Linked DNA regions of Mus musculus: region 1 is linked to region 2. The links are chromatin loops, found by intact Hi-C in ENCODE. Cell type or tissue: gastrocnemius. All regions are shown on one strand. Each heading gives the region's core, and the rest is flanking DNA. Links, peaks and the distances in the headings are about the cores only.

Region 1 (15,011 bases), core at 4,242-12,241, 85 kb after region 2:
ACATGTACACATACACACATGCACACACATACACACACACACACACACACACACACACACACACACACACGGGCGTGAGTACAGGTACCCATAGAAGCCAAAGGCTTCAGATCTCACGCAGCCGCAGTTATAAGCACTTGAGATCTGGGAACCAAACTAGGGTTCTCCGAAAGAGCAGCGCACACCCTTCACCACTGACCCCTTTCAGCCCTGCAAAGGTACATTTTAGATAATTATGTTAGTACCTACATAAAGTCCACAACTTTGCCTCGTGGCCTTCTTTGACTAAAATAAGATCTTTTGTAGAAGGCTTTGGAGCTGGAGAGATGACTCAACAGTTAAGAGCACTGGCTGTACTTCCAGAGGGCCCAGGTTTAATTCCCAGCACCCACACAGTGTCTCACAACCATCTATATCTCCAAGTCCTGGGAATGTGACACTTTCTTCTGTCCTCTGCAGACAGTAAGCATGGAAGTGATGCACAGACATATGTGTAGGCAAAACACCCACACATAACAAACAAACAAACAAACAGCAAAGGCGTGCTGATTCTCACTTTAGAAGCTTCTAGAGCTTACTCTCCCATGGCTTAACCCTTGGCCATAGTCGTGGCTACTCCCTGGCTTCTTTAAACTGTATTTTTATCAACACTCTTGGGGCCCAGGTTGGTTCAAGGTAAAAGCTCTGATCTTAATTACGTGCAGCCAGACACACCCCCCTTGAGCTGATAAGGAGCTGAGTAGGAACTGGGGCTGACTGGTGTAACTGGTTATTACTGGATGGGGACAGTTGAAGCAGCAGAATCCTTTCTGAGATTTCCTCTAGTCCTCTGTATGAAAGCCCGAGAGCAAAGCAGCTGCCGCTGTCCTCGAAGCTGCCAGCAGCCAGCGCCAACCAAAGGACTGCCACTTGCATTGCTGTTGACTAAATCTCTATAAGTAAATCGGCCTTGGCCCTTCCTTATTGAAATAAACTGCCCTTCACAAGTAGCTCCCACAGACATACTCCTGAGCAGTGGAGGAGCAAAGCACTCTCTTCCAGCTCAAGCTTCGAGAGCAAAGGGCAGTCTTAGTGGTGTAGCCAGAAGCCCTCCCTCACCAGAAAAATAGTGGTGTAGCCAGAAGCCCTCCCTCACCAGAAAAACCTACCAAAAAGGAGCCAAGGAGGAGACACCAGCAAGTGAGAAGTGCAACCTCAGGGGAACAGATAAATGGAATCCATACACAGCTGCCGGCCTCACCTCTCACACCACAGCAGTGGGTCTCAGTGGTGGGAAGCAGGTATTGCCACAACCCTACCAGGGATCCTGCACAGCTAAGATCTCTCTTCTGATCTCTACTCGCCCTGCAAATCTATTTTCTCTAAGACAATTTAAAAGGATCCTCTAAGATGAAAAAAGAATTACGTCCTCCCTGCACTTTCTTGTCGAAACACTTCATGTACTTCCCCATCACTGAGGCTTAAGTCTCATTAATCTGCACACGAGGTCCTACATGACAGAGCTGCTGAAGACAAAGCCATCTCACCTCCCAACACATTAGCTTAGTGCGCCCTTCCAACCACACTGGCCTCTGGCAACACAGAGGCTTTGCTTGCGTTCTTCCTTCTGTCTGATCTTCCTTTGCACTCCCCAAAATACATAGACTCCTTCCAAATCGCCACAGGGAAGCCTTGAATCCATCAGATACTGACAGCATCTTATACAGATGCCCTACTTAGCACCAACCAGAGGCTCCTCTGTTAATGTGAAGAGGGATTTGGTTGTCGCCCCATGTCCCAGAAGTGAAGAAGCTAGGCTTTCTGAAGTGAGCGAGTGCTTTTATTCTTCCAGATCTTTTTGTCTGGGGATTGTCTTCTTCAAGTCTCTGGCTATGTGAGACCTACAGGCGTGGTCCAGACTATCCATTTTCTTGTGTGTGTGCATGTTTGTGTACAGGCACATATATGTGTATGTGTGTATGTAGTAGCTATTCCTGGTTGTCAACTTGACTATATTTAGAATGAACTACAATCCAGATAAGGGTCACTGGTGAGCCTTCCAATCTGGAAGCCAGTAAGGAACATCCCTCCATGGCCTCTACATCAGCTCCTGCTTCCTGACCTGCTTGAGTTCCAGTCCTGACTTCCTTGGTGATGAACAGCAGTGTGGAAGTGTAAGCTGAATAAACCCTTTCCTCCCCAACTTGCTTCTTGGTCTGATGTTTGTACAGGAATAGAAACCCTGACTAAGACAGTGTACATGCGGTGTACAGGCACATATGTGTACAGCATGCATGTGTGTATACCAGAAGACAACTCAGGTATTGGTCCTCATCTCCCACATCACTTTAGACAAGGTGTCATTGTTGTTTGCCTCTGTACTGTGCTAGCTGACCCTCAGGCTCCCAGAGATTTGAACTCAAGTTCTCATTCTTGGGACAAAAACCCCACCCACTGAACCATCTTGCCCACCCTGGCCTTGGTAAAGCATGGTCGATTCCACACAGAGCTGTGGGGCTGGGTCTTGCTGTAAGGAGAGAAGGATCTGAGGGCAGCAGGCATGCACTCAACATGGTAGCAACCCTCTGGAGCTGAGCAGCGGCTGTCGTCGTCTGACACACATCATCACAACTTGCTGGGCTTCACACCGCCAGCTGTCTTAGCTACCCTCGGCATATCTGTGGTCCAAGATTCTTCCCTTTTTACCCTCATCCTTGATTTCCTTCCTTCTTTTAGGGGTTCTAAGGTCAGGTCTGGACCTGGCCACCCATTATCACTGAGAAACACACACCTTTAGAGACTTCAGAGGCTCTGTTAAGAGCACACACGCTCATTAAAACACTATGGCAGCCTAAGGATCATACCCAGCAAAAAGTGTCAAGGAGGAGAGAGAAAGGGTGTGACCTGGTTCTCAGGAGTCGGGACTTTGCCTCTAAAGTCTACTCAGCTATTGCTTTCCCACAGGTATGCATTTAACACCCACTCTCTACTCCAAGGACAGGGTCAAAGCAGTGAACCCAGAAGATTCCTGCATTGAGATATCATGTTTGGGGGTTGTAGGGTGATAATACATTAGATAAGGATCCTCAGTGGCCTGTGCCATGGAACACAGAAAGGGAGAGGAAAGAAGTGGATTGGAATATTGAAATGATATACAGCAGCCCTAAGTAAAGATGCTAAGAACAAGCAAAGTGGGCTTCTCGGGAGGAAAGACTGTCCATGACAAGGGATCATGTGCAAAGGCCTGCCAGCTCATCCTGTTGGCCTGTCGTTGAGGCCCTGAGCCACCACCAGCTCCTTGATCACTTCTGAGCAAAGTCAGCTACTCTTCGGTATCCATGGGCACTGGGGTGGTTCCAGACTCCTCGAAGATATCAGGGTTGCAGGTGCCTAAAGCCATTGTATAAAATAGCCTCGTATTTGCCTGTGGCTCACATACATATCCTCTTGAAAACCTTAAATCACCTCTAGATGACTTTTTATCCCTATTGTCATGCAAACACTATATGAATAGAAAAATCTGCAGATGTTCTCTAACAACCCTCTTCTTAAAATTCCTGGCTGGCTCTCAGGATCCAGTTGAAGCCTTTAACAAGGCATAAAGGGAAGCCTACCCCACCTACGTCTCTAATTTCACCTCCTATGCTTTTCCTGTTTTGCCAGTTGAGAAAACATGGCAGACTTTGAAATGGACGAAGGAGATCTCTGGGTATTCCTCCCCATCTTTGTCGTTCCTCGGTTAGTTTGTTTCCTTGGGGGTTGAATTCAGGGCCTCTTACAACCAGGCCACACTCCATCACTGAGTTCCATCCTAGTCACCCATGTTTTGAGTCAGGGTCACACTAAGTTGCCCTGAGGGGCCTTGAACTTGAGATTCTCCTACCTTCTTCTACTCGATAACTAGAATTGCACATCTGTGCCACTGTGCCCGGCCCTGGTGTCTTTTCAATAGAATGCTAGGTGTTTGTCTGCCACATCTTTCTAGAGTATCCAGTCCTTTAGCAGTCGGTGCTATTTGCTGAAATCTGATGAATGATCCTAATGTAAAGACTTTGTACTCATCAAGATGCAAGTGAGTGTTATGCAATGAAGACACAGTGGGTCCCCCCGTTTCCTGTGGAAAACACCAATCACACCTCAATAGCGAAGCCTTTGTTGACTGTTCATGTGAGGTGCCTATTCCTTACTCTCTCCTTTGAACTGACTTTACAACATATGCTGATGAGATGAAATGAAGGACTTAATAAAAGTCTTTGACATGTGTTCCCCATGTGTTTATACCAGAATAACGATGTTATTTTTTTTAAATAGAATCTTTAACTATATCCTAAAATAAAATGCAGCCATGTTGAATATCTTCAGGTTATTGAAAACAGCCATTTGCTTCCCCTATGCTGGCTGCAGCTTCTACCCAGAGTACCAAACTGGTTTTTGCCCATTTTCAACACCCAGCTCAAACACCCTCTGCATGCAGCTTGTACTCTACAGCGTTGCCTACGGAGCTGCTGAGCCAGCTCTTCAACTTGGGTTCTATTGTATGCAGACTCTTTTATAAGTGTGTCAGCCCTTGGTCTCTGCCACATCGGGGCTTTCTCCTATGTACCGTGTGTTGCTTGTGTCTGACCCACCACCTAGCCCTCCTTCCACATGTATGAGAATCAAGGCTGGAATAAGAGCCCCAAGTGACTCTTCAGTGTTCATGGAATTAAGAACTGGACTTCTTATTCGGACTGTCACCAACTCCTGGGTCAGGGTGACTAGAGGATACGCACGGAAGATTTTTAACGATGAAGTTTCTTAATGAGACCCTCCAAAACTCTTACTATCTCAGTCCTATCTAATAGGGTGCCTCAGCTAAAAGTAGATGTCAGTCAATTTTATTTTTTTCAAGACAGGGTTTCTCTGTGTAGCCCTGGCTGTCCTGGAGCTCTCTTTGTAGACCAGGCTGGCCTCGAACTCAGAAATCCTCCTGCCTCTGCCTCCCCGAGTGCTGGGATTAAAGGCATGCACCACCACGCCCGGCTTGATGTCAGTCAATTTATAATTCAAACATAATTCACTGAGAGTTCCCCACCCTCTTAGAACTGAAGCCGTGTAGCAGACTCTTGGATATAAGTGCCACTTTATTAAAGTGAAATTAAAGTCTTTTATCTGGAGAAGCTCACCACACTTGAGTCCCCAGTATAATTTAGGGGTGGCAGTCACGTTTCCTTACACATCCCTGGAGCTCCAGCGTCAGTAATACTTTTGGCACACAGGGTGGACCAAATATCTAATCTTCCCTTGGGTGACTCTGTGGGTGTCAACACCCCAGGAACACTCCACCCTGGACAAACACAGGGCTACAATGGGCTTTTCCATCACGCCTCTCCTTAACTTCCAGGGAGCCATGGGATTTGGCGCCAGAACACAAGCTTTAGTTCCGACTGTCCCTTTTCCTAAGCCTGCCTCCTTGGTCAGACGGCACAAAGTTCCATGTCTTACACGCCTCCTCTATAGTGATGACGACCCTAGCTTGGCAGGGTTGCTGTGAGGATTAAGTGGTGTGTTTGATATAATGTTCTTAGGACAGCACCACACACATGACAAACTGGCAAGAAGCATACACCACCAACAAACGAGACTTGTGTGTGACTCTCCTCTCGGGGGCCGCCTCACCTCACCTGGGCTCAGAGCTGCATCCTTACCTCATTCTCGGCCAGTTGGCTTTCTTTTTTGTCGTCAGCTCCTTCTTGGTCTCTGTCGGCTCTCTTGGTTTTACTTTTCTCACTTTGCTTGGACTTGGTACCGTCAGGGGCCCGCGTGATCTTGGGCTCCAGATCCTCTGCCTTGCCGGAATCCTCTGGGTGAGGGTGTCTGGGCTCCCGTAGTCTCGCCTCTTCTTTCCTTCTGGATCTTCCTGGCACATCCGGCTGCTGCTTTGGGTATTTGTCCAACTTGGCTTTAGGCTCTTTTCGATGGTAGCCATCTTCCCGGCCTTTGTAGCCAGACACAGAATGGAGTGGGCCGGGAGACCCTGACTTCAAGTACTTTTCCCGGTAGCCCCTCCCTCCTTCGAGTCGCTCATCCAACTCAGCTTTGTCCAGCTGCCTAGGATAGTGTTTCCGGTCATGTGCCCAAACATCCAACCTGTCTCTTTTGTCTTCCCCGTTCTCCCTCCTGGGGACAGTCTCTCGATCCTCGTCTCTCCACGCGTAGGAGTCACGGCCATTGCCCCAGTCAGCCCGAGAGGGGCCTGGGGGACTATGGGATCTTGGGGAGAGTGATCGGCTCATTGGACTTCGAGAACGTGGCCGCTCTGGACCATACCTGGGAGGAAGGGAAGAGACAGGGTTTAGACTCTGCAGAGCTCGTAACCTGCATCACCCAGATGGAGACACACACAGATCTCTCAGGGATATACTAGACACAATCTGTCCACCCGGGCATTCTTTTGTCGCAACCCAGTAGTGCAGAGTGTCCAGGAACCAGCCTGTCCTCCCTCTTCACCTCTGTGGGCACAGATTTTCCCTAAGACACTCTCTGCCCTCTACCACAGTCTGCTTCTAGGAAATAATTACATTGGTTTAGCTTGGTTTTACCTTACTTCCTCTTGGAAGCTATGCTAAGGTACAGACCCTAGGAAATTCTCTTCCTGGGGATCTACAGGGTGAGTGCTCTGGAACAAGGGGCTAAGAGGTGAGGTTGCCACAGCCTACTGTTGGAGGCACTACCCTACATCCAATTTTGCTCCACTTAGACCCCATCAGGATATAGGTGACTTATCTTTCTTTCTTCTCTCTCTCTCCCTCCCTTCTTTCCTCCTTCTCTCCTTCATTTACAAGTCCTCATTACAAGTAGGGACTATCCTGGGGATGGAAGAGAGATGCTCACAGTGAGAGGAGTGGCAGGAGTGAGGAGGCAGGTTCAGAGACCTCGGAAAAACAGAGAATCAGGAAGACACCTAAGGGTTGGGAAAGGTCTCAGAACTCACTCAGAGCTACTCAAATTTGAGATGAAGACATTGGAACCCTCAGGAAGGGAGTCTGCCTAAGATTCGGGTAAATCTTCACAACCTCCCCCACTCTATGCGACCACGAAACTACAGGTGGCATGGTCTGTCTTTATACTTGCCATTAAGACCCCAAGTCACCGCAATTTTAAATTAAAAAAAAAAAAAAACAGACAAACCAAATCCTAAGGCTGACCGTTCACATGGCCTCTGAAGGCTGATAATTAGTGAGGTCATACACCTGATAACCTAAAAGGATAGATAGAGCATTTTCATTTGGTTCTCGCAACCTGAACAACACTGTATCCCTCACTGCCAAGACAGAGAGGGGCAATCTCTATTAGGACTAGGCTGCTAGACTTAGTTTCTCTGCCAATGCAGGGGAAACAGGCTCCTGTCTTCTACAACAAGGTTAGAGCGCCCTCTGTGGCTGCTCTAGAGACTGCAGGCCCGGTTATGGTTTTCCTTTCCGTCTTAGCTCTTTAGAACTGATGGTCATAGTCCCATCCTAGCAGGGCCATGAATGTCAGTTGAAAGAAACGAGTTGGAAAATCACATTCGTTCACCGCCTCAGAAACGATGGTCAAGGAACTGGGTGGTTCCCACCTCCCCCATCTACATCCTTAGTTCTACGTCTGCATTCAGCTCATGAGAAACCGAGAGCTGACCACCTCTGACCAGAATCTCCATCATACCTATGTGCACCGAGGTCGCATCAGTAAAATGTAAACTTGCTCCAGGAGCCAATATCAACTCTCTGTTCCCTGTTGTCTTCTCTAACCAGGGAGGGATAGGCAAGAGAAATCCCAGCATTTCCCATGTCCCTGTCTAACCTGAGCAGCTCTTCTGGGCTACAATGGTACCACTCATCTGAACAGGGATAAGTAGAGGCTAGAAGGCCGGGTTGATGGGTCAGGGCTAAGGGTAGAACATGTTACAATTCAAATCTCTCCTGCTGAATAAATTCAGCTCAACTTGACACAGACTAGAGTCATCTCAGAGAAGGGAACCCTAGTGGAAAAAATACCTCATAAGATCAGCCTGCAAGCAAACCTGTTGAGCTGTTTTGTTTTGTTTTGTTTTTTAAAATTTGTGATGGATGTGGGAGGGTCCAGGCAACTGTAGGTAGAGCCTCCTCTGGGCTGGTGACCCTGGGCTCTACAAAAAAAAGCAGACTGAGCAAGCCATGGGGACCAAGTCAGTAAACAACACCCCTCCATGGCCTCTGCATTATTTCCTGCCTCCAAATTCCTGCCCTGTTAATGAGTTCTTGCCCTGTTAACGAGTTCTTGCCCTAGCCACTTTGGCTGATAAACTCTTACAGATAAGTGTGAGTGAAATAAACCTGTTCCTCCCTAAATGGCTTTCAGTGATGGTGTTTCACTGCAGCAATAGAAACCCTAACTAAGACACCCCTCGAAGAACAAGAAGCTAGAAGGTGTTTTAACCTCCAGGCCTCTGACCTAAGACCCAGAGCCTCACCTGTCAGCTTCCCGGAGCATGTCCCTCTCCCTCTGGGAATGGATGTCTTGGATGATAGCAGCCACATTTTTCCCAGGTTTCTAGGTAAAGTCAAAGAGATCATTAGACAACACCGCAAGCATCAGCTATGACCTGCCTTGTTCGATGCCAGTCCATCAAAGGGGGAAATGATGCATTCTGCGGGAAAGATAAAAGGGTTGATCCAAAAGATAAGGAGCATGAACATAATGAACACCAGGGTAGGGTTGAGGGTCCAGAGAATAAGGCATGTGAGTTATATCTTAATAAAGCAGATATTCAAAAAAACCCTAAAAACTCTCAATCATCCATGCCAAATGTTGCTAGACCACTTTACTAAGAAGCTCAATCAACTGTTCTTTTGCTCTTTACTTCTTTCTATGTAACTTACAATGACCTCCAGAGCCATCCAGACACCAGAGAGCATCATGTATCTTATTCTGAGAAACCCAGGTCAAGTGGACAGAGACTACAATTCTGCGCTCTCAGCAAGGCATGACTGCTGTTTTGCTAAGGTCTGGGGGACGGGGGAGGCATCTAGTAAAGCTAAGAATGGAGGACGGCCTGCAGGGACACGGGGAAAGGACAGAAAATGTTCAAGCCATGGAGGGGTCACCATCAGATCATGACACAAAGGAAAGGACAAAGAGAAGACAGTGACTCTGATCCTGAGCCGTGAAAAAGCGAGGACCCACACCCAGGGATTCAGCATTGGCTGGGTGATCTACCCCAAAGAGTACTTCACACCTCGGGCAGATAGTCTTTATTATATTCAGCAGAAAATTATAAGCTTATGCAATGTCACATACAAGTAACCAGGCTACCCAGAATATGTCTTGTCAACTCTCCACAAGCCTCGGGATGAGGCCAAGGCTGGGCTAGGGCTGAGAAGAAAGCTCCTGCCCAGAACGTGTCGCTCACCCTAGACAGAGCTGCAGTAGTCTTTCTGCCTTCCCTTTGAAGTTGGCTGCTGCTTTCTGCAGCTAACGCATGACAGACAATGGAGCCAGGGAACACTGAAGGAGCTGCCAGGATCAATCAAATCTATGTGGCAAGACATGTGTCATGCAGGAGGCCAATGCCAGGCTTCAAGTCTGTGGCTTATACTGGAACAGTGGAAGCAGGGCAGAAGCTAAAGAATATGCCCCCATACCGGGCAACCTTTCGGAACTCAGTACAATTCCCAGAGTGAGTTGAAAAAGGCTTTATTTAGTAAAAGGATTCTTAGAGGTTGATGTATTCTACTTTTCTGGAACTTAATGCCTTCCCGGTTGCTCCTTTCAAACCCAGGAAAGAAGAAGAAGGTAACCTTGTGAGACAGCAGGCAAGAGGTGACTGGGTAACCAGTGTCAGGGACAGAGGCATCCAGCGAATGGATCACCAAGAGCTTCTCTCCTCCAGAGTGAAGGTGTCCCAATGCTGTCATTATGCCAGAAAAGCGGAGGTAAAAAATAACAAAATCAGACTATGACGAAGTTTGGGGTACCTTGTTATTATAGGAAAATTTGAATATGCAACAATGACGAATGAATGCATACTGAATCTGCCTAATCTTGAGGCATGTGTTCTGACCTCCTTTTCTCAACCTTCAAAATCTATGTTGGAGCAAATCTCAGATGTTGCATCTCTCCCTCTGTTTTATGAGGACAGTGAAGCCAATCAACAGCCATCTAGTACACCAGGCAGTTTTCTCTCTCAGTACAGCGTGCTGCTCCTAAAACAGGGTGAGTGTCTAAACTCGAATCTTCTACATGAGTCTGCAATCCATCCAAACCAGGCTCTGTCGACGCAGGCCCAGTTGTTTCTGACACAGCTGGGTTTCCCAGCCTGTAGGCCTCTTTTCATTTGGTTTCTTCCTGGAAACACCCTCTCTGTACAGCTAATTCTCCCACCCTACAAACCAATCAAACCGCAGCCTTCCGCTGGCCACAGAAACCGGTTCGGGGATGGGCACATGTGCTGAAGTAGTCTAACGAGAACAATGGCCAGATGTTTTGTGGGAGCTACAGGAGAAAGTCTGGCTCTCTCTTCTGTGGGAGACGGGACCTGGAATCTGAAGGTAGAGCTGAAGAGGGCTGCCATGCCATCTAGAGGAGAGAGCCCGGGTCTGCTAAAGGCTGTCCCGCCAAGCACAGAGAAAACAAAGCCGTAGACAGCAGAAAGCAGAGAGCAGAGAACATCATGTTGATGATGTCATTTGGGTCCCCACAGTCGGTTGCTCCTTCACTTTGCATTCACCGGAGCCAAGGAACCCTTTCTGTCACCTACATCAACAGGCTGGATTACCACAAGCCTCTGTTACATGCAGAGAGAGTCTGGGCTGATTCATGTCAGGGTGCGGGATATAAAGCCCATTACTACACACTTGGAATATGCTGATGGTCACAGCGACCTAGAGGGACATTATGACAACATGAGGAGCAGAAAACCCACACCAAAGGTCAGAAAACAGTACGTTCTAGGTCTTTGCCACTAAAAGTGCACTCTTATGACCAGGAGGGACAGCATCTGCTGGAGCCTTGGTAGAAATGCAAAAATCACAGCCTTGTCCAGACCTGCAGGATCCCTGGTGACTTGCACGTACCCTGAACTTGGAGAGGCTGTCTGTACACTCCCTGGTGACTTGCACGTACCCTGAACTTGGAGAGGCTGTCTGCACACTCCCTGGTGACTTGCACGTACCCTGAACTTGGAGAGGCTGTCTGCACACTCCCTGGTGACTTGCATGTACCCTGAACTTGGAGAGGCTGTCTGCACACTCCCTGGTGACTTGCACGTACCCTGAACTTGGAGAGGCTGTCACGTACCCTGAACTTGGAGAGGCTGTCTGCACACTCCCTGGTGACTTGCACGTACCCTGAACTTGGAGAGGCTGTCTGCACACTCCCTGGTGACTTGCACGTACCCTGAACTTGGAGAGTCTGTCTGCACACTCCCTGGTGACTTGCACGTACCCTGAACTTGGAGAGGCTGTCTGCACACTCCCTGGTGACTTGCACGTACCCTGAACTTGGAGAGGCTGTCTGCACACTCTTTACAGTGTCCTGCCTGGGGGGACTGTGAACAAAAAACGACCTGAGTTCTCTCTGCCTTTTTTGTTTTGTTTTCATGTGGAAAACCTAATACTGCAATATTTAAAAAGATAACCATATTTGGTGCAAACCCAGTGTAGTCTCCGGGTTTGTTTGTTTGCTGTTTGTTGTCAATGTTTGTGTTTTGTTTGTTGGTTTATTTGTTTCGTTGTTGGTGTTATTGAGACAGGGTCTCACTGGGTATCCCTGGCTGGCTTGGAACTCACAAAAACAAGGCCAGCCTGGTCTTGAATGTATAGAAGTTTACCTGTCTTTACCTCTCCAGTGCTGGGGTTAAAGGCAAGCACCACCACACCCAGCCAACAGTCTTGGGTTTCATCATGGATCATCCAGTAACTATGATCTTGGACAAGCTGGGGAACTTCTACTAGACTCGGTATGTTCATCTGTAAAATTAAGATTACAATACCTGTCTGGCAGGACTGACGTCAAGATTAAAGTAGATAATGTATGGAAAGTGCTTAATACATTACTTGCCTCAGAGTAGCAGGACTCAATTAAAGGTATATATTATGGTGTACTCTTGTAATTACTATGATTATGCATCCTGCACACCTCACAGGATAGTGATTGTCAGACTGGAAAGAAAATGCATGGGAAAAAAAAATTTAAGCCAAAGAGCTCATGTATACTCTGACCTGATCTCAGAACCAAGGTTCACAGAGGTTAAGCAAGTCAGCTCAAAGCAGAGAGGGGTGGAGCCTAGGATGGTGTGATCATTTTCCAACAAAGCGTCACCTTTGTTGGTCCTGTTTTTATATCCCTCCTCCCATCCAGTGAAGCTCTTCACACACTTGTTCCTTCCATGCTCATGGTGTCAGCTCAGCTGCTCACCCACAGTGTGACTCAGTGACCATCTGCTGGATGCCTGGTGCTGCATGACATCTTTAACCGGAACTCCCATCACCTTAACTGTCTCCTTCTGCAGAGTGTTACTAGGCCTTGGTACTTCAAGGAACTACTGTTGTTCGTCCTAATTAGAACCTTATAACACTTCATCTGGAAGCCCAAGCTGCACTGGGAAACTCAGTGCAGAAATTTCATTCCAGCCCCTGGGGGAAAACGGGAACTGGCTAGGTACAGAACAGGGTGGGGCCTTTCTTCTGTCTGATGCTTTAATTACAGAGAAAGACAATCCAGGCTGGGCCTGAAGCAGAGCTGTTGGGAAGGAACTGCAGAGGCTTATTGCTAGCAGAGCAGAGAAGGGACTGGGGAGGGGACTGGGGTAAGTGGCTGACATATTTCCCAGCTCTGAATATGCTGACTTGCTACGGGCAACTACTTAACCTTTGTCTCCTGACGTCAACCCTCAAGACTAAGGGCAGATTAAGGGCTGTTAGCTGTGAACAAATTGAACCCTAAGTAAAGATGCAAATGAGTCAGAAAAAAAATATCATATTAGGTGGAGCAGTAGAAAGCCTAAATAAAATCAGAGGGTAGGTTTAAACACAACGTGACAATGATTATAATAAGCCCAAGCGCACCGATGCTCCAGTTCTGAGAACAGCAAATCAGCAAGAAGACATAATCTACAGAAAGCCACAGGCTTGGGAAGGAATCGCCCACCAAGAAAACCAGAGGCAGTAACCGTAAGGGAAAAACTACTCAACCTTATAATTCATCAGGAAAATAACCAACAAGGCTGTGACAAACCAGGACAGTGCACCCGTTTCAGGGCCAAGTTAGAAAGTCAGGCAAACTAAGGTTAGCAAAAACAGGGACCACTTGAATCCTTATATGCTATAAGGAGAATGCTTTGCTGTGACAAGGCACTTTGGGAAGAACTCACTAGAACTGAGGTGAGCCTGCCTAGCAAATCCAACCCTAGTGATTCATGCCTCACCTGGTTAGATGCCTGTGTACATACATTTCTACCATCATAGCACTTTAGACAAGCAGATTAGCATTGACCTTAGCCTGCCCAAACTGAAACAACCAGAGCCCTTTAGCCATAGGATGAACAACAGGCAGAGCCACATCACTTTTTATAGAGCAATGAAAGTAGACATGGAAGATAAAATGTTGAACAGAAAAGAGAAGGAGGCAGTGTGATTCCCTCCATATAATGTTTAAAGATGGGCAAAGCTAAACTCCACTGTCTAGGGTGACATGAACATAAAGAAAAGACACAGAATTGATTATCCTCAGAGCAAGGAGAGCAAGCTGAGCATGGAGGCCTGTACTTCTGTGTGTTGTCCATTTTTTATTGCTTAACTTTTGTGGTGCTTTCATGAGGTGTATGAGATCTGACTCAATATGAGTAGTAGACTGCTAATTATTAATTCTATATAGATTATACTAACTCCTTAAGAGAAAAAGAAAAGGAAAAGAAGGATGTAGAACAAACTAAACAACCAAATCCCATGTTGGAATGGACTGAATGCATCTTAGTTCTGAGAGTGGTCCAGGCAGCCAAGTATTGCTTAGAAGGAAGTATATATGAGATAAGATACTTATGGAGTATATACCATAGATAGATACTTTTGGAGTATATACCATAGATATATCAGATACCTATGGAGTATATAACCATAGATATATCAGATACTTATGGAGTATATACCATAGGTATATCAGATACCTATGGAGTATACACCTCAGATATATACCTATGGAGTATATACCATAGATATATCAGATACCTATGGAGTATATACCATAGATATATCAGATACCTATGGAGTATATACCATAGATATATCAGATACCTGTGGAGGATGGAAGAGAATAAGAGACCAAGGGGAATAGAGAAGAAAAAGTTATCAGTCATTTGAATGCCCCCAGAAGTTGCATTCAAGGATAGGATTATCCTCTTCAAACTAAACCACCCTTCAAGACGGCTGTAAACTCCTTTCCCTCCAGAATCTCCCTAGCTCCCAGTCAGTCTTCAGCACCCTTTCCTCTCGTACTTACCTCAATGAAAGTTTTTATATACATTTTATTAATTTATTGAGAATTTCATGTATATGTGTTGATAGCCTTCCCTCGCCCAACTCTTCCCAGACCCTCCTGACAATGAGCCCTTTTCTCGCCGTACTGTCATTCCCATTTCTCAGCGATACCTGCAAGAGCAGTGACTAAGCTTTGCTTTGCTTTATACAGTCTCCTTCCCCAACATCACTGACAAGCAAGAGGGGTTGTTGAATGACTGAGTGAAAGGATGCTGTACCTTCAGCTGCAATTCCTTGTATCTGGTGGACATGCGAATGAGTAACTTCTCGCCATTGATAATCGCAGGCTTTTCTTGGTAGTACTGGACCATAGCCTGGGCGGCTTCTGTGTAAGCCATCTCCAAGAAAGCCTAGGGTGGAGAGGAAGACAGATGGGAGATCAGTGTCCGGTAGGATTCCATGGTGATATAATCAACGGGAACAAGCGGAGTTGCGAGTTCGAGTCCTTAGAGAGTAAGGGTGAGGAGCGGACTAGAAAACCTGCTATTCTGGAAATAT
Region 2 (14,843 bases), core at 1-8,000:
AAATCTAAGCTTTAAGTACTTAAGAGAATGCTTTTTTAAAACACGTTACAATATAAGGGTAAGATCTATTTATATATTAGACAAATTTCACTCATTAACTCTAGTTATATAATAAACAGAAAATTAAAGTGCATGTGTATTTCCCTAGGATAACCTTAAAAGGCCTTTAACTATTACAGTTTTTAAAATGTGTAATACATGTCGGTGTGTATGCACCTGTATGCAGGTGCCCATGGAAGCACGAGAAGACAGCTGATCCCCTACACCTTTATTCTTGGCACTCAAGCCTCCCAGGCAGAAAGACTGGACTACCTAAACAATTATCAGGCCAGCCAGAGCTATAGAGCAGGTTCTGTCTCAAGAAGCAATGAAACATTTTTGTTTGGTTTGCACTGTTAGGATTGAACACAAGGCCTAGTGAGGTTTAAACAGGAAACCTAAAAGAAGTTTCAAAAGACACAATAAATGCACTCCCACTAAAGAATCAACAGTGTTTCACATGTTTTATTTTGCTGTACATTCTTGTAGAACCGGGTTCGTTTTTCCAGTTTTGTAGAAAAATAGATGTTCCAGCCACCATTTACTTAACTGTCTAATATTTAAGACCAATCAATATGTTCCCTGGAAAGATGAAAAAGTCTCATGACTAACTCGTTTTTTTAAAAATTCTTTAAAACAAAAAGTGTGTGTGTGTGTGTGTGTGTGTTTACTCTCAAAGCACAGCATTTCCACAGCAGCAGCCAACATGGGGTTTAGTAGCTTCACTCACCCCTAACTAAAGCTTTGAATAAACCAGTGATTTTACTACAAAAAACACTGTCCTTGAAAGAAAGGAGCGGCAGTCATACATGAACGTGAAACTTGGAATGATCAGGTCCTAAACATGGCACTTAGAAAGTAGCTTATCAGAACACCCACACTTCGGTGGTTCCTCTTCTGTCCCTCCATTAATTTCCCCTCAAAAAAAAAAAAAAGAAAGAAAAAGAAAAAGAAAGAAAATCCTTCAAAAAATCCCATTAAACTTAAGTTTATAAAATTTTAGAAATGCCTTGTACCCAAAACAAATTCTTTAAAAAAAAAAAAAAAAAAAAAAAAAACAATAACAAAAACAAAAGGAAAAGAAAACCTGTACTGACAACTCTTACAGTTGAGATCTGTTCTTGGTAACACCTAAGACTGTAAGAGTTGCTGTGCTCAGTAGCTCTCAGGTTTAAGACGGCCTCCATCTCCTTCACTTACAAAACGCTTTCTTCCCCTGTAGTGAAAAGAACAAACACAAAAGCACTTAAAAATGTGACTCATTGAAAAACACTAAAACCTTCACTTTTCAAAGGGGTTTTCACTAGACATATCAGATGTTTTATAAAACATCAGATAACAAGCATGTATGAGTAGCTTAAATAAATGCATGATTACTAATGGACTTTCTTCCTCTACTTGGAATTATTAATAAAAGTTAAAATAGAAAATGAAGACATTTTACTTATAGACTTTAACATTTATTTTGACCTTATTGGAAAGCAGGTGAGCCAAACAGACTTGATACAGCAGTGAGAATTAGGAAAGATAGAACTGTACAACTTCTCAAAACAGCCACCAAGATGGTTCAGAGCAGGTAAGTGCTCTTGCCAACAAGGCAGATGACCGATGCTGGGACCCGCATGGTCAAAGTAAAGAATGGATCCCATAGGCTGTGCTCTGACCTCCACATATGTACCATAACATAAGCACACAAACCCACATATAACAAGCAAATTAATGTTAACAAATAATATGGCCAAATACCTGGTTAATAACTAACTTCTCAGCCTTAGAAAAGTCCAAATCTTGAGTACAGACAACCAAATAAGAATCTACTTTCTTCTAGCCTATATGCCCCAATTGGGGAACCTTTTTTTGTTGTTTGTTTGTTTGTTTGTTTTTTCAAGACAAGATTTCTGTGTGTAGCCCTGCTGTCCTGGACTCACTGTGTATTTGTAGACCAGTCTGGCCTCGAACTCAGAAACCCTCCTGACTTTGCTTCCCAAATGCTGGGATTAAAGGCATGTGCCACCACTGAAAACTCAAACCTGTCTCCAACTGTCCAGCAACCTCCAGGAAGTGCAGAGAGACCTGTTTCAGGATGATCCCTTGGTCTCTCTCTGCTCACTAACATGCACAAACATGCAAGATCACACATACATGTATACTTAGTACAGAAAAGTAAAAATGTAAGAGACTAAAAGTCAAAGTTTTTGGTATTACACAACTGTAGGATCTATTCAAATGACTCTTCAGAAAAAGTCATAAAGCCCCAATAAAGATACAGACTTTCAAACACGAGCCTAAAAAAAAATCTTAAAAAGCAACCACAAAGTACTGAGAGAAGCTTACTGGGTTCTTGAACAGAAAGGCTGGGGACTGACTCCATTAGGAGCAGGCTGAGGCAGTAAAGGAGAGACCCTGCCAGAGTGGAGGTTTCCCTGATGCTGTATGCCACAACAGCTGCCAACAACTCCATTCCAGACATGTCTACACATTTTCTACCATCATCTTCTCTTAGTGTCTAAACTTTTTAAAGCAAGGAAGCCTACCTAGAAATAGTTTTTCTGAGAGTCTTTGCAAAACAAAAGTACTTTGCTTACATTTTTCAAACTTGAAAATGTATAGAAAATGTAGGTTTGGCTCCAACTAGATATTTAACTTATTACAAGCTTATTGATTTCATGGAGAAAAGCCCTTATCAACTCTTACATTACATCCAAAAAGTACAAATATTAATTCGCTCTGAAAAAAAATCACTCCCATCTGTAGTTTGAAGCCACTACCAAGTACATCAGAGTCCATTAGACCTTGAAGTCTAAAAAAGTCTGAATTCAAACTCTGCCTACACAGTGTCTTCATCTCCAGTCATGTCAGGAAAGACACTATTTTTCTGAGAGTCAGAATGACAAACAGCTATCTTAGCTCCCCAAGGATCTCGTTCAGTATTTTTCAATGAGAAAGTATGATTTAAATAAAGTACCTTGATGGACAAAGATCACGGAGTTGTTTGGAAATTATTCCAGCCTGAAAACATTCCTCCACAAATCTCTCAAGAACAGAGTATGAGTGTGGGACATCCAGATTAATGTCTGGGATTTCATTGTAAATTCTCTCATAGCCCTAGAACAACATTACATAGATAACTTGTTAGCCTGTGTAACAGTGTATGCCATGAAACAACCCACCAATATACCATAAATTGTCACAGTGCAACCTGGCAAAACAAGTCATATTTGAACCTTGAAAATAACGTATACTTAAAAATTCTCAAAAGAGCTCCAGGCAAAAGTCAGGCTACCTGACTACTGACTTCCCCATCTACACTTAACTATCTTGTATAAAAATATAAGATAATTTCACCAACATTTCAAAAACCACAATTTTAAATAGAAAAAAATGCAATTTAAATGCTTCATCTAGATAAAAAAAAAACTGCATCACACAAACTGAACAATCATTCTTTAAAAAGGAAAAAAAAAAACCCAAACTGTTATTTTCCAAAAATATAAAGAGCTAAAGAAAAAAAAAAACTCTGTAGGCATAATACTATACATTACATTCCCTAAAAGAAAAGTTTCATTAATAATTAATAACTCTTACTCAACTCTTATATAGCTAAAGGAGGCATAGACCTTTTATAAACGTATTTAAAATAATGTCATACATACTCTTTTCATTTGGTCTATGGTAATAGTAGAAGACTTCCACAAGGATTTTAATAAATCTAAGATCATCTTGAATGCACTTTCTCCAGTTGACTCTAAAACCATTACAATGGCCTAAAATTTGAACAGAAAAGAGTAAATAAATTTTTGGTAATCAACTTATGAGAAACTGATCCTAAAAATGTATCCAATCCCTCCTCTAACATGTAGCAATTATATAAACTTATAAATTAATATTTTTAAGGGGAAAACTTTACATTATTAAAGAAACACCAATTACTGTGGTGTAAAAGGAGGACTTGAAAATCCTCTTTGGTGTGAGACAGTAACCTTACTTCATATACAAGCTCGTGGTGAAAATGAGGTACTTCCAGTTCCTTAAGGCAGTGTTCAGCTTCAGATATATCTCCAGAGAGTAAATACTCTTTAAGCAGCATATCAATCTATTAGATTTAAAAGTTGAAATGTTAGAATTCCTCATTTTTAAAAGATGTGTACTTTTCTAAATGATATATTAACATTCACACCAATATTGAGCATAGGGATTTGGCAGAGTGGTGGCATAAAAGAACTCTCTCACAATTCAAATTAAACACCCGGGCTTCAAACGGTTCAGGTATGAAGTAATAAACAACAGCACTTGGTTTTCCAAGGAATCTCTAGTATCTCCAAGTAGGTTTTATAATATGAATGACCTTGCTTGTGACTCTTAAGACTCCAATGTAGCCTATCAAAAACAAGGGACATAGAGGCTGGAGAGTTGGCTCAGCAGTTAAGAGCATGCACTGCTCAGCAGAGAACCTGAGGTCAGCTCCCAGCACCCATTTTCCATGGCTCACAACCACCTGTAACTCCAGCTCGTGGGATCTTGCAGTTCGGTCCTCCAGGGGCACCTTAACTCATATACACATACCTACACACATACACATGATTAAATCTTTAAGAAGAGCGGACAATTTTTTAATGCCACTAGAGGGCACTAACTTAAAGTCTCATCACTTTTAGAAAGCCACAAAACATCAAGATGTTCTTAATGCAATGGAAGCCCAAAAATAAGAGATAATGGAGTGTTACTACAAGGGCAAGAATCTTTACAGTTCTCTTCCCTCTAAAACTGAGGCTTTGTAACTCAGAATCTAGAGATGTTCAGTGGGAAAGAAGAGATGGTTCAGTGCTTAAAAGTACACTGAAGGACCAAGGCTCAGGTCCCAGACCACATGGTGGCTGACTACTATCTATAAGATCTGGTGCCCTCTTCAGGACTCTGCGAGCACTGCACACATGTAGCACACAAACTTAGATGCAGGCAAAACACCCACCCAAACACATGAAAACAATAATTTGAAAAAAATAAAAACACTCAGCAATTGAACAAGAGACACAATTCTTCACCTCCGACTAAAGCTTGCATGCTCATTTATGGCTCTAGGAAAAAATGCTCAATGTTTTCTCAGCAAAAGAACTTCAACTATAAATAATCTTCCTTATATATTTTCTGAGAAAAGGGTATTTGTATCAAGTGGCAATAAGTGAATTTTGGCTGGATGAATAAAATTATTTTATCTAAATATCCTCTACTTCAACTTCTATAATATCTTCATAAAAGGTAAAGTAAAATTTTACCACTAAGCTATATTCTAATTAGAGATGTGTTTTCTTTTGGTTTTCTGTTTGTTTTTAAGTCTGTATTTGAGGCTGAGGGAATGGCTCAGTGATGAGAGTAGCTGCACTGCAAGCAAGAAGACCCAAGTTCAAAGCTCACCTCTCACATGAAGCCAGCCAGGCACGGCTGTGATAAACAACCCTAGCACTGCTGACAGAGACAAGTAGATCCCAAAAGCTCACTAAGCTACTAAGTTAAGACAATAAATAAATAAATAAATAAATAAATAAATAAATACATAGCCAGCTTCTAGTTCAGAGAGAGTCCCTGTGTCAACACAACACGGTGGAGAGTGGTGGGGAGACACAGGCACAAAAACACACACCCCATGCTGGGGGAACCACATACCACACATACACACTCACTAAGCACACACAAAGGACAGCTAGTGCAAATGTATGCCTTTTTAATATAACACATATTTAATATTTGAAGTATTTTTTACTAAAACTACAGTATATTTGTTATTTAAATGATATTTGTTGTGCCACTGAAAAAGTGAAACATGGGGCTGAAGAGGCAGCTCAGTGGTTAACAGAACCTGCAGCTCTTGTAGAGGACCTGGGTTCAGTTCCCAGCACCCACACAGTGGCTCACAACTGCCCCTAACTTTAGCTCCAAGGAATCCACGCCCCACTTCTGGCCTCAACAGACATGCTGCACAAACCGGCAGGACACATACGTATACACGTATCTTTAAAAATCACTTATTTTTTAAAAAGTGAAACTAACATTACCTGTCAGATTCAGTGCATTTTTCCAAATAATAAAATACAAACCCACATGAACACTTCCCTTGACCCTTGCTTCTATCGAAATGAGAATACACAACAATGTCATAGATTATTGGCTTTATTTCCAGTCTCTTTTTATTGAAAGATAATTCACATACTCTTAAGAGTTTAATTCCTCAAAATATCACCTTCAGAGAGTATTACCATATTAATAATATTGTCTAATACTCCATAAATGTGGCATCTCATTTTAGTATATGCGTTGAATTTCCTTTATTTTCATCATACTCTATTTTTATGCTATTACGATTTTCATTTCTGTCTATTCATTGAGTCCTAAAATACGGAGAGCTGATTTTCACGTACTGATCTATAGTGTGGTTTGGGTTTTGGAGTTCTTTTTCAGACTTACCCGGATCCTCTAATCTACGCGCCACTTTGACTGAGAACAGAGCTACCTCTGCATCTTCCTTTCCAGTCAGGATGTCCTTTATTGCACTTCCTTGCCTAATATCCCTAGCATATTAACAAACTCATATTTTTTTCTTATAATTCTTCAAATTTTTTGTTTTTTTTAAATCTTTTAAAAAATAAAATCTTTTATTTTGAATTTTTTTAAAGTTTCCAACTTCATAAATCAGTCATAACCTATCTATTCTAACATAGGTAAAAGCAAAAATGTTAATTTCTTTACCCATCTGAACTGCTTAACGCACGGACACGCGCGAGCACACACACACACACACACACACACACACAAACGCATGCACACGCGCGCACGCGTGCACACACACACATATGAATGAGACTGAGGAGACAGCTCAGTCAATTAAGTGCTTGTTATACAAGCTTAATGACCTTAGTTTGATTTTTGTAACCCAGGTAAAAACCTGGGTTTGGTCTGCTTATAATCTCAGGAATTAGAGGCTCACTGTCTAGCCACCCTAGCTCATAGGGTAGGTCTCAGTGAAAGACTGTCTCAAAAAACAAAGTGACATTTCTTTTTTTTTTTTTTGGTTTTTCGAGACAGGATTTCTCTGCGTAGCTCTGGCTGTCCTGGAACTCACTCTGTAGACCAGGATGGCCTCGAACTCAGAAATCCGCCTGCCTCTGCCTCCCGAGTGCTGGGATTAAAGGCGTGCGCCACCACCACCCGGCCAAAGTGGCATTTCTAAGAAATAAGACTTGAGGTTGACCTCTGGACAAGCACACACACACACACACACACACACACACACACACACACACAACGAGAAGGAAAGCACTAAGCCAGCACATAGCCCACGGCGCTGTCTGCAGTCTCGAGATGTGCAGTTAGACCCTACAGTTCCCATTGTTACAGAACAGAGAGAACCCACAGGAAGCAAACCTTGCACTTTTATGACGTGACTCAATCACTTTACTTTCTTCTAGCAAATAGCATGAGCACCCACACTTATGAAGCTCTGCCACTCTGGTCTACTCTAGTGTTCATAATTCCTAGCTTATAATTTCAGATTACTCAAACTGCTCATATAAATAACGTTTATTGAATAATTACAAATAATCTCCCTTCAGCAGCATTTTAAGACGAAATACTACTATAAAAAAGATTTCAGGCATTAGAGTTCACACACAGACTTTTTATAATCACTCATTTCTTATACGTTCCAGACAAGACTTCTTATATTCATGAGAGATCTAACAGTCACACCATTGAGTCACAAAAACAAGATAAACAGCAACAATTACCTAATTTTTCTAATTCATAAATTATTCAGATTTTTACTTGCAAACATATGACCACATTAAATTCCTACCCACAAAAATACCATCTAGTAGTAGCTCTGTTGTTTTCTCTTGCAAACAACTCTCAGTAAGCACTCTCAGTAAGCACTCTCAGTAAGTACACTCAGTAAGCACTCTCAGTAAGCACTCTCAGTAAGCACACTCAGTAAGCACTCAGTAAGCACTCTCAGTAAGCACTCAGTAAGCACACTCAGTAAGTACTCTCAGTAAGCACTCTCAGTAAGCACACTCAGTAAGCACTCAGTAAGCACTCTCAGTAAGCACTCTCAGTAAGCACACTCAGTAATAAGCACTCTCAGTAAGCACTCTCAGTAAGCACTCTCAGTAAGTACCTCTTTAACAAGGTGATTGACAGGCTGTTGCCCGCCTCCAGATCCCCACACACTGTCTTTCCGCTTCCCGCCTTTGGACATACTCAGGAGCACAGTAGCCTTATCCAGAGCAGCTCTATCCAAGACAGAAAAGAGAAAAGTCATTATAATACATGCACATGCCTGATGTTTACCACATTAGCAGTAAAGTTTACAAAACTGTGTATGTATTGGCAACTTTAATGTAACAAAAAAATATGTAGTTTTAGAAAATAATTCTTCAAATAAAAATTAGGTATTTTTTAAAATATTGAACATTCTCATATTCTTTCACAACCACTTCTCGTCAAAATACATTGCAAACTAATGGTCATGTAGCCAGGAAGGAACATAAATTCATATACAACTTTTATCTTCCTCCAAGACCCCTGGGGTTGAGTACCTGTACCTGGGGAAGCCTGAGGTCTGGCTGGCTAAGTCAGCCTCCAGGAGGTTAGAAAAGCCAAGCAGCAAGTCTGGCTTCTAATCATTAAACCAAACAACTGTCCGACCCAGAAGGTAGCATGGACACTCACAGTCAATGCTTTCATTTTACAAGTAGGGAAACTGAGGCCCTGAGAGGGAAACTTAAAGAGGGAGCCGCATCGTTTAACTCAGAACTTCTGCATTTTTATTACTGCTGTCTTCCTGCTGCACCACGGCAACATCTTTTATCAATGAAGAACCCGTAAGGAAAAATACACACTCACAATGTCTGATTCATGTCCATGTCATGTTACAGAATGTTGTAGGATTTCTCATTTTGAAATTCTAAGTAGCAGACATGAATTTACTTACCGAGCCTGTACACAATCTACAGTTCCTTTGTAACTATCGATATAGGTATTACATAAGATTCCATCTCCAACAGCTCTAGCAATAAACTGGCCCACCAACTATAATAAGAAAAAAAGAGAACTATATAAAAAAACTAAAATAAATCTTTATTAGGATACAATCTTGAAATGCAAAAATGATAAAAACTGTCTAATTACACACTCAATACCTAAAACATATGCTGAGACGTGCAGAAGCACCTGTGTGTGTGTACACGGTGCACACTCCCTTACACTGACCCACAAGTGCTGGGGTGTGCAGAAGCGCCTGTGTGCCCTGCGCCATGCACGCTCCTCAACCATTAGCTTGACTTTCAAGCCCATGCCATCAGGATGGGATGGCGCCTCTGCTTCACTCACTCCCTAATCCCCTGGACTCTGCACACTCAATGGTTGTCTGTTAAAGTGACCTGAAGTCAAGGAAAAACCTCTCCTCTTCAATACCCACAACGTCTTCTCACCTAACTATAGAATATGTTGTGGAGAAAGTTATGCACAAATAAAGGTTCATTTCAAAATCTGATCATAGCAAACTTTATTAGACAATCTGAAAACAACTTCAGTGTCCAACAGTAAAATTATGCTTAAGTAGTGCATACAAAGCAAAGTGCACTGTGGGGCACTGGGAAAGTCAACTCTGCAAACAGTGTTTGTAGTACAATTCTACTTTCTAATTAAATAAAGGTAAAATAACACTAATAAATAACAAACTAGAAATTAAAAAATAGTTATGAAAATGTTAACAGGTTTGTGTGGAGGGTTTTTCCTGGCCTTTCTTCATTTTGGATTTTATTCATCAAAAATTCTGTAATTAATATGAACTCAGACGACCATTTTTAAATATGTATATAAGTAGGGAAGGGAAATAAATCCGATTTTGACTCATAGAAACTGCCTGTCACAGAAACAACATTTAGAAATTCTCTATAAATTCAATTTTTATGCAAATGTTAACAGCAATTACATGTTTTCAAAGTTACAAAAGGGAATAGTCATAACTGTTTTAATAAATCCCACTCAAGTCAGTCATTATCTGTTATATAGCAACATATCTTCAAAATTCGTAGCTAGTAAAATAATGTTCATATAATAAAAAAAAATCTATGAACAGAAAATACATGTATTACATATGACCTAAAAACTATACAGAGCTGGATAGAAAAGAGGTTTTGTTTAGTTTCATCAAGACCTAGGTAGGTCATAGCTCACTGGTAGAGCACTTGCCACCATGTGGGTGGCCCTTGGTTTAATACAAAGTACAGAAAATAAAAACGAAGTTGGGGAGAAAGACCTACAATATGCAGAGCTACTTTTGTATGGTTAGAACTGTGGGCCACTCCCTTGCAACTGTTGTAATTGCCGAGGAGTATGTACACGGAGTGTGTACATGGAGTGTGTACACAGAGGAGACAAAGGAAAGGAGCAAAAGGAAGACACAAACCTGCGGTGCCCTAGGAGTGTCCAAGGCTAGCTCAGGGAGATCCTTCAGCAACTTGTCAAATGACTTTTCCACGTCATTTGTGCTCATCACCGTCCCGCAAAGGTCAGAAAGCAGCTTGGATGTCATCTCCCGGTGGCTGGCCTTCCCCTCCAAGGCTAAGGACACTGCCAACACCGGCACGCCACTCTTCATCTCCCCAAGGTTTAAGTCTCTTAACATCTCCTGTGTGAGAGAATGGAAATGACCACCTCTCTCTAGCTCAGTCACACCTTACTTTTGCTGCAGCCGTGCTTCTCCTCTATCTTTCCACCTCATCTTTAGGAATCCCAGCAGGCACATTAGGTTTACAGCAGTGATATAAGCTCTACCTGCCTGGTTATCAGTACACTGAAGATAGGAAGAACATTGCCAACAGTCCAACTACAACTAGCAACTTTACAATCTATTAGGATTATTTCTACAAATAATTGACAAACATTGGTGGAGAGATTTATTTTATATTACACACTGCTTATATAGTCTACTTAAATGTTTTCTCTTGAGGACTGGGATCAGTAGCACATGCCTTAAGTCCCAGCACCAGAGAGGCAGAGGCAAGAAGACAGAGTTAAAGGCCAACCTGATCTTACTTACATAGTGAGTTCCAAACCAGCCAGAGCCACATAGTAAGACCTTGTCTCTTCTTAAAATAAATGTCTGCTTTAGTCTTTCATGTGAGTATAAAGTAGGATCATCAGTGCTTGACTGGGATTGATGTTTCAAATGATAAAGCACAACAGTACCTAACATCCACTAACCATGCTGCATGGCTCTCAGGCATTCTACCACTCCATTTAATGCTCAGAAGAATCCAATCCTTGCAGTAGTATATAACCTTAGAGGCAGAGTTCCAACTCTAACTTCCTTAGTTAACACTGCCTACTTTTAAGTTTCCTTGCAATGTTTAAACCATGATATACAACTAGGAGATGCCTACTTTCCCAACCCTGTGGCTGACAAGGTCAGTGATCTCTAACACAGCTGTCCTGCCCTTTATACAGAGGTTGGTTGGTGTGCTTTTTGGCTATGTTTGTGTGCTACAAGTTGCATGGTTCTCGTTATAAGACACGCAACTAAGACTGAGCCATCAGGATTAGTAACATCTGTGGGGAAAATCCCAGGATGGCAATCTGTGTCTATGGTGAGGGTGGCCTGCCTGCTTGATAAATGGGGTACACTATGTGAATATGGAGATGCTCTGAAAAGTTAAAAGCTTAGCACTGGTTGTCAACCTGTGGGATGTGATCCATTTCACGGTCATATGTCATATATCCCGCATATCAGATATTTATATTACGATTCACAGCAATAGCAATGAAACAAGTTTATAGCTGGGGCATCACCACAACTTGAAGAGCTTCATTAGAGATCATAGCATAGGAGTCTTGAGAGCCACTGGTTTGGAGGAAAAGCTGAAGTCTTTAAGATCCACGCACAAGGGTGGGGACCATAGGCAAGCAGCAGCCGCAGAGGTTACCTGGCCATTCTTACGTGGAGTCAGAAACGCACCAAGGCTGAAATGGCTGCCAGCAAGAACCTGTTTGTGTAAAAATAAGCAAATGCAACAAGACAGAGATGTGGCAGCATCCTCCGTGTTAGCCTCTAATTTGGCAAATTAGATAACCAAGAGGATGAGATGAGGTGACTTCTTAAAGGTTGGAGGGTGGAAGGAAAAGAGATTGCAAGTTAGATCTGTGCCCGGAAGCCCTTCTGGGATCCGAGACTTTGGAATCCATAGGAAGAGTCAGAGTGGGGACGATTATGGTAAAAGCATTAAGAGGATACTGTAGAGGACTAACCTTTAATGGAATTAAAAAGAAAACCTGTGATCCAGAATATGGTTGGTTCCATGCAAGAAACTAGGGTGGTCAAGAAACACTCAGCACTTGAATTGCTGAAATTAGGGAAGTTTAAACAAGTAACAAAAGAGCCTGTTTCAGCCTGGCTTGTGAGGCTGTGAAACACAGGGGTGGATGGGATTCGTCAGACAGCTGTGGAGACAGAAAAACTGAGTAATGTAACTTCCCATCTCTCCTTAAAGCAATGGCTACATGGCCTGAGACAGTGTGATGGAAATCAGTCTCTGGTGGGCTGGCTTACAAAAGCCATAAGGAACATTTAGTCATCTCTGTCTGAAGTCCCCATACACATCAGGAATTGGAGGGCTAAAGAGGAGGGACAGGTGCTATTGAGGGAACTAGGAGTAAGAGGAGCTGTGTTTGAACCCAACTCACTGGGTCAGTTACAACTGTGTTCACAGAGGAGTCAAAGGAAAGGTTGATCCAGCAGGGACCCCTCATGTCTGGTGTGGAGCTTTAGTGGCTTTGCTGAGCCCTTTGGAGGGGCAAGAGCTTTATAAAGTAGGAGGGGCTTTGACAGATCTCAATGACTTAGAGCAAGATGTCTGTAAGGTGAGAGAGCACTGTAGAGGAGGTAAGAAAAAAAGAAAAAGACAAAGCAGAGAAAAAGATGTCTGGGTTATTCAGAGACAGATGTGGCAGGATTTGGGTCTCATTGGAGTTGCCAAGGAAAAAACTGACAAAAGGAAAGCCAACTGTGTGATAAGGGGCTACTGGATGGCTCTAAAGCCTGAGGAGCAGTGTGCAGAAGACACCCAAGAGAAACAGTACAGGTGAAGATGATCAAGCCTGCCCCAGGAGTGGTAATTATCCCCTGAAAGTAAGAAGGGTTTATTTCTCTCCAGGAAAAGGTTATACTAGCAGTGGAGATGGTTTACTCAGCCAGGAGTTCCCCCCAACAGCCCAGAATGGTGACTGGAGAAGCTACAGCCACCATGCCAACCACGGGCCACTCTGACCTAGGGAGCCATTAGGTCCAGCAGGAGAGGGCAGAGCCTCATTCACCTTTGGCTATGAGCAGGTCTGAGCAGACTGAGACAGGCTATTGAGTCTATCCAGTTTGGAGAAATGTAGGGAGACTGTGTGAAGAGCTCCAGGATTGGAAACATAATGGCTCAGTGAGGATGACTGAGGATTACAGAGAGCTAATTAAGTCAGCACCTCCTATCCGCATGCTTGGTACCCAACCTGGATCTGTGGAGGAAGCAACTGATACAAAGGGATGGAGCCTTTCTGTATTGGACCTTGTTTACGTCACACTTTAGAACATCTTAGTTGTGAACCTCTGCACTCACCCGACGCTTGCTCAAAAGAGATTAAACTGACTTTGAAAATGTTTCACCAAGGTTATCTTTGTAGACCCCCCCACACACACCCCACCCCCGTCATGGCTTGGTGCTGCTTTGTCCTGCCCATTCTCTAGAAAATGTGTTATATAAATGACATAATGCTAACTTCTGAGTGTTTGTGAACATCCAGAAATGTACCTAAACGGCCTATAGGTGTGTCTAAAGGAATGAGTGAAAGAAGGGACTCTAGGACAGTCTGAACATGAAAAGCATGCTCTGGCAGGCCTTGCCCTTCTTCTCCCCTATTCTCTTGTCTTTTTTTTTTTTTTTTTTTTTTTGCCGGGGGGGGGGGTTGTTGTGTTGTTGTTTTGTTTTGGGGTTTTGTTTTTTTTTTTTTTTTTTTGGTTTTGGTTTTGGTTTTTTTTTTTTTGGTTTTTCGAGATAGGGTTTCTCTGTATATCCCTGGCTGTCCTGGAACTCACTCTGTAGACCAGACTGGCCTTGAACTCAGAAATATGCCTGCCTCAGTCTCCCAAGTGCTGGGATTAAAGGCATGCACCACCACTGCCCGGCCTCTCTGTCTTATTAAAAACAAGTAGATTACATTCCAAAAGCTAACCACCAAGGTCTAGCCCCCTTTGGCCACTTCTTCCTCCTCAGGCTGACAACCAAGGTCTAGCTATCAAAGTATTGAGGTCCAGCAACCAAAATCCCCTTTTGGCTCACCCTAACACAGAGTTTCCCTTCTTAACCTTTGTAAACTGCCATCTGCTATGGGCCACATCTGTCTCCACTGTCCCGACCCTGTCCTTTTTCCCAACCCCAGACAAACACTCTTTCCCCCTTCCTCTTCTTCCCTCTCCCTCTCCCTCTCCCTCCTGTCTTTGTTTCTTTTTCCCCGACCTACAGAACTTGGTCTTGGGGATCCTGAGACAATCCTGGTCCCTTCAATAAAGATGGAAGATCAATCCACATGTGCAAGGGCCAGGCACAGATGTAAAATTTTTGGCAGTATTATGGTCTAGTATGATAAGACGAATATGATACCTGACAACATTACTGTCAAAATCCTACAACAGACTATGCCTGTAAATGTAAAGGTGCTGGGGGCACTCGGGGAGCTCTTAAAATAGCAGCAGATTTTCATACCAAATC

What was found. A loop is a pair of places that touch in the nucleus more often than their neighbours do. Peaks named below come from ENCODE experiments on the same cell type or tissue, not always from the same donor. Only the 100,000 strongest peaks of a DNase experiment are listed, where the experiment ranks them.
Region 1: it touches region 2 in a loop (2.7-fold over the local background); 10 of 42 quality-filtered maps call a loop at or near these places.

Annotation. Positions count from the first base shown.
Region 1 is chr19:53,834,500-53,849,510 of GRCm38, reverse strand. Rbm20 (RNA binding motif protein 20) reads right to left here. Exons shown (of 14, transcript NM_001170847.1): 7 at 14,732-14,863; 8 at 8,453-8,532; 9 at 5,667-6,288. Among named protein-coding and RNA genes, the nearest start is that of Gm16299, 17 kb to the right of the region's middle. In gastrocnemius, for the core only: CTCF peaks have their summits at 7,389 and 10,572; DNase peaks (open chromatin) are centred at 7,400, 9,465 and 10,561; H3K27ac peaks cover 1,306 bases.
Region 2 is chr19:53,915,495-53,930,337 of GRCm38, reverse strand. It overlaps Pdcd4 (programmed cell death 4), which reads right to left. Exons shown (of 12, transcript NM_001168491.1): 6 at 10,502-10,723; 7 at 9,023-9,120; 8 at 8,207-8,321; 9 at 4,025-4,132; 10 at 3,693-3,803; 11 at 3,005-3,144; 12 at 477-1,255. The coding sequence ends at 1,195. Bbip1 (BBSome interacting protein 1) reads left to right here. Exons shown (of 4, transcript NM_001195338.1): 4 at 1-682. Among named protein-coding and RNA genes, the nearest start is that of Gm30990, 18 kb to the right of the region's middle. In gastrocnemius, for the core only: a CTCF peak has its summit at 4,662 (motif pointing right); a DNase peak (open chromatin) is centred at 4,951.